Linked DNA regions of Homo sapiens: region 2 is linked to region 1. The links are chromatin loops, found by intact Hi-C in ENCODE. Cell type or tissue: K562. All regions are shown on one strand. Each heading gives the region's core, and the rest is flanking DNA. Links, peaks and the distances in the headings are about the cores only.

What was found. Peaks named below come from ENCODE experiments on the same cell type or tissue, not always from the same donor. Only the 100,000 strongest peaks of a DNase experiment are listed, where the experiment ranks them.
Region 2: a loop joins it to region 1, with 3 times the contacts of the local background. A loop is called at or near these places in 2 of 110 quality-filtered maps.

The regions. Positions count from the first base shown.
Region 1 is chr6:135,211,131-135,213,938 of GRCh38, forward strand. The region is part of intron 15 of MYB (MYB proto-oncogene, transcription factor); the gene reads left to right. All of the region lies in intron 2 of LOC105378011 (a long non-coding RNA gene), which reads right to left. Among named protein-coding and RNA genes, the nearest start is that of MIR548A2, 27 kb to the right of the region's middle. In K562, for the core only: no CTCF peak of the experiment used is centred there; no DNase peak of the experiment used is centred there.
Region 2 is chr6:135,321,865-135,324,672 of GRCh38, forward strand. It overlaps AHI1 (Abelson helper integration site 1), which reads right to left. Exons shown (of 29, transcript NM_001134831.2): 25 at 1,298-1,460. It overlaps LOC124901407 (a long non-coding RNA gene), which reads left to right and starts at 1,520. Exons shown (of 2, transcript XR_007059783.1): 1 at 1,520-1,570. RefSeq lists an enhancer at 982-1,121, a cis regulatory region at 1,463-1,610 and a silencer at 2,767-2,808. In K562, for the core only: no CTCF peak of the experiment used is centred there; a DNase peak (open chromatin) is centred at 1,517.

The DNA.
Region 1 (2,808 bases), core at 132-2,631:
TAAACAGACATGGAAACCGTCTGCACACGACAGAGATCTTTCCGAGCCTTTTTCATCTAGTGTGCTGTGCTGACCCGCTCCCCTGGATGCCTGCACACTCATTTGGTTCTCCCTTTTGGTCACTTTTTTCCACTTACCCTGGCAGAAATTCACGTGGCTGTCAGTAGTAATTCAGTGACCTGCTTTCAAAAAATGTTATAAATTAAGCAGCTTTTCTGTGTATAGCTTTTGGGTTGAACTGAGAAGGGCTAAGTGAAGGGAGAAGCTATGTTGAGCTCAGAGTCAGAATGCCCTGCCCCAGACATTTTGAGATGTGAATTTTTCATTTGTTTTGTTTGGTGACACTTAGAGAGAATAAACATTCTGAGATAAAAATCTTCCTTGGGCAGGCCAGCAAAGATAGAATTGCTTTAGAGCAATTTGGCACTTGGTCTTAATCTTAATAGTTTGGAACTCATATGTGACTAAGGAAAAGGATATTGCAAAAAGTTGTGCCACCCTAGGCTATATGATATAAACTTAGAAAGTCTATCAACGTGAAAGGTGAAGAGACCTCTAGAGACATCGGGGACAAACTCCAAATTTGGGAAAGGTCCATCCACATTTGCAATTGTTAGTTAGGCTTGGGAAGTGGAGTCATTGGTGGATGAGGCAACTTCCAATCACCATCTCGATTTTTATTTCCCTAACTTTTAAGATTATTTTCTATAGAAAATCAGTAGTGCTGAAGTTGGAGTCATTTAATTGATTTGTGCCAACCTAGGGAAGCATTTACTCTCGAGAAAAGTTTGGTAACCATTAATCTTACCTTAGCAACATTTCAGTTTAAGCTTATCTCTGACTTTCCAAAGACAACTAAAGATTTCTACAGTCTCTCTTATAACTGATCCATTTTTTCAAAAGATGTCCCTTTGGGAAGGAATTCTCATTTTTAGAATTTTAGTCCAGAGGAAGTATTTTTTTTTCAGATAGGTGAAATAGAATAAGCAGAAAATTCTTATTTTTTACTGTTTTATATACCATTGATGCCTGCTTATTTTAAAACAAAACACAATAAAAACATGATACCATCTGATGAGTTGCTTTGGTTTTACTTTTTTTTTTTTTTTTTTTTTTTTTTTTTTTTTAGTTTATACAAGTTTCTTATTAGGTCAGCAAATTGTAAAACACATAATTTGCCAAGGCTTTTGAAGCCAGCAGATACTGGGTGAAGTTGCTGTATGAATATAATAATAAGAACCGTTTTTGTTCAGCTTGATGAAAAAACTATTCATGTTCTAAATGAAAATGTGAAGATCATCTAATTCTGACAGAAAACCACCTGTGGACATGGTCTTGTTTCTTTTTATTTCTTCTGTTTTCTACAAAAGATGGCAATATTTATTTAAAGTGCTTTAACAGGATATCCCAGTTAAAGCTTTGACAGACTGTTTATAGTTCACTTCTGCCCAGGGGCAATTAAAGGCACATTACAGGATAAGCGAGATGACTCCCCGGCCACAGGAGGAGGATGTGTGGGTAGGATTATTAATGTTGAAATGAATTATGATAGAGTGACATGTCTGCAAGAGCACCATGGGTTAGTAACTTAACAAGAATTCATATGCAGAAACCCATAATTCTCAGCAGTTCTTTAGGGTAAATGAAACTAAAGTTTAGGGAGAGAGAACAAGGAGAATTTGCAAAGATATGTATGACAGTATTTAAAAATGTTCTTCCAGCACAAAGACATTAATCTTCCTTTGTCAAAATAATTCTTTCTGCATGAAAAGTTGGCATGGGGCTCCCAGGCTTCAGGTAAGATGGGAGAAAGGGAGCGTTTCTTTTTTTTTGTACCAAAGTACTCAATCTTCTGATCTTCCTTGACTTTCACGACATAGGCATATGTCTACTCTGACCAGTTTGTTTCATTTATTGTGGTAAGATGTGCTTGTCTTGTGCTTTCCTGGTGCAGAAAAGGAGCTGCCTCGCTCATGCTTGGTGGCCTTTTTGTTCCTACACACAGTGGTTCTCGTACATGGTGGCTACCACATCCTGGTGTTTGTCTATACTGGGAGAATCAGGCGTTCCAAGTCATCTTGGCTGCCCTAGCTCTGAGCTTCAGGGGATATATGACTCAGAAATGCTATGCTTTCTGGAATTTGGATATTTCATTTTTATTTGTTTCTTGGTAAATTCTCTTTTGACTTAGGAGAAGCTAACTATTTGGAAAGGTCTCTCAGAACTCTAATTACAAATATATGGTACCTTCTTTATATTGATCTCATTTTTAAATACCTAGTCCTGGAGGAAGAGCTAAATATGAATACAGTGATGAGCTGTGTAGGGGATCTCACAGGAACACAGTCAGATTTCAAGTTGAAAATAGATTCAGTTGATAATACTTAGTACTAGATTCTCCTGAATCGACTTTGGGAATTCTGAGTCAACCTAAGGACTATATTACAAAGGATCAGACCTTGACTTTTAGGCCAGGTGTAGTGGCTCATGCCTGTAATCCCAGCACTTTAGGAAGCCAAGGCAAGTGGATCACTTCAGTCCAGGAGGTTGAGACTAGCCTGTGCAACACAGCGAGACCCTGTCTCTACCAAAAATACAAAAATTAGCCAGGTGTAGTGTAGCACCTGCCTGTAGTCTGAGCTACTGAGGAGGCTGAGGTTGGAGAATCAACTTTAACCCCGGATATGGAGGCTGCAGTGAGCTGTGATCATGCCAGCCTGGGCAAGGAGCAAGACCCTCTCTCAAAAACGAAAACAAAAAAGACACAGAACTTGACTTTTAACAGGAGGCATAGTAATAGCAAGCATA
Region 2 (2,808 bases), core at 290-2,789, 110 kb after region 1:
GATCTTGGCTCACTGCAACCTCTGCCTCCCGGGTTCACGCGATTCTCCCGCCTCAGCCTCCCAAGTAGCTGGGATTATAGGTGCCCACCACCACGCCTGGCTCATTTTTTGTATTGTTAGTAGAGACAAGGTTTTGCCATGTTGGCCAGGCTGGTCTCGAACTCCTGACCTAAAGTGATCTGCCTGCCTCGGCCTCCCAAAGTGCTGGGATTACAGGCGTGAGCCACAGTGCCTGGCCCGCCTATACTACATTTTGAATCAGAACCAGAATTTTTGTGCTTACAGAAGAAAAGCTTACAGATAATATCATTTAATTCCTTCATTTTACAGAAGGTAACTGGGGCGTATGAGTGTAAGATGTTGAGCTGAGGTTAGAAGTCAGTTTTCCTGACCCCTGAGTGTTGTGCTTTTCCTAGCATGCTATCAAGTTAATTGTGGATAGAATGCATTCTTCTCAAGAAGCACTACTGTACTTCTCCCCTTTAATGACAGTTTTAAGTTATTATTATTTTTGTTTTCAGGCTCTCTGCGTTCGTTCTGTTTTCACCTCTCAAGGCCTAGTGGTGAATCTACAGCTTTCAGAAACTCATATTTAGATTTTCTTCCCTAGCTCTTTTTTTTTTCATTTTAAGCTATTATTTAATGAACAAAAACCATTATTAAAACACGAAGTAGAAATTAAAATACAAGAAAGGTTCATACAGTCTTGTCACATCACATGGTAAGTTCTAGGCTTTGTCAACACGTGCACATAACTTTTAAATAATTGTCATTTATCAACTTTGTGCTTACATATTTTCAGCTCTGGCTCATTTTTTCCCCCATAAATGAGGGCTAAATTTACTTGAGAATGAAACAACTTATTGTAGTTTTGTTTTCACAGGTAACCAGATAGGACTGAGGTATACAAAGTAAAAGAATGCAGTTGGGGAACTAGAAGCTCTTAAGATGCCAGTCAGCTGAGGAGGCACTGTGGCTAGAGAAGAACTGACAGAACTGTGCATGAGGCAGGTGGCAGGGTCAAATGAGTTGAATAAGAAAGCTGGTAGCTAGAGGGGCAGGGTCCCCGAGGATAAGAAGTCCATGAAACAAACATTCCAATCTCAGAATGGAGCAGCTTCTAATGTACTAGTGCCTCCTCTTTTTATTTTTTTACATCATGAGAATGAAAAACAATACCCATTGGTAAACATATGCAAAGGTTACAAAGACAGTAAATTAAAGACTAGAAAATGATAAAATCTTGGACTATCAGTTATACCATACTAGTAAACCAGGAAGGGAGCATAAAACTTACTTTCACTAGCCACATGATTAGCTGGAAAATAACCTTCCTGTCCCTTTCCTATGCTGCCATACCACCAGTCTTCATTATCTTTGAAAAACACTCGGATAATGTCTCCGCGATGGATGGTTAGTTCATCTGATCGATTCGCTGTGTAGTCATAAAGAGCCACTACCTAAGAGAGAGATAAGACCACCACAGCTTTATCACAACTGTACCACAGAGAAAACCCCCAACATTCACTTCCTCTTGCAGAAGAGCAGCTGAAACCAAAGCAGTACTTTGGTAAGTGTGAGGCTGTCTCAAGGTTTGCTAATGGGATGAGGGGTGGTGGGAACACAGCAGGAGAAGCAAGATAAAAGACTGTGGGATTGAGAAATGGTTACGAGCATTCAATACACTAAGATTAGCTTCAAAATAGCAGATGTTAATTTTTTAAAGTAAATTACTTGTGAAGCAAATAAAAAAAAGCTCACACACCATTTACTTTTTTAGAATTGTTTTATACTACCTTTATGTCTCATTCTCTGTGCTAAGCAGATGCATCTGAAAAAAAATTCTTCAGAAGGTCTACAGTTTTACAAAAAGGAAAAACTCAATGGAACAATCTGATTGTATTGCTTGGTTTACTGTTAATGTCTTTTTTTGAGATAAATTTCTCTACACACATACATATTTTTTGATGTTTTATATCAACAACTTAAGCCTTCTATCTTTAAAAAGTATCCATATAAGTTATTTTTACTTGATACGAATTTAAGAGGAAAAGCCTTTTCATGAGAATCCTCTTCTTTGTGTTACAATAATCATTATATTTGACTTCCTTTTCTTTTGAAAACCCAAGTCAAAATGATATGGCAGTGGCTGCACAGGCATTTAAAAATCCTTGGCTGGGCATGGTGGCTCATGCCTGTAGTCTCAGCACTTTGGGAGGCCGAGGCAGGAGGACTGCTTGAAGCCAAGAGTTAGAGATCAACCTGAGCAACAAAGCCAGACCTCCATCTCTATATAAAAAAACAACAAAAAAAATTAGTTGGCTGTGGTAGTGTGTGCCTGCAGTCCTAGCACTCAGGAGGCTGAGGTGGGAGGATCACTTGAGCCCCAGGGTTTGGAGGCTGCAGTGAGCTATGACTGCACTACTACACTTCAGCCTGGGTGACGCAGGAAGACCTTGTCTCTAAAAAAAAAGAAGAAGAAAAAAATCCCTTATAGTAGTTAAAGGCAGGAAGACCTCAATTCATTTTAGATTTAGATCTGATACACTGTATAAAGTAGGACATAATAACATCTATACTAAATAATACATTTATGCTGTTTTCCCCTCTACTTAAACAGTATCTGAAAATGTATAGGTTATACAACTACATATGTAATGGAAAATTACATATATAGTTATATATACATATATATATATATATATATATTTATAGCATGTCTCAGTGTGCACAGCACGTGAGAGTCCAGGGAAGAGAAACCTAAGAGTCCCATGTGGTGGGAACCCGGCATTAGACGTGAGAGCTGAG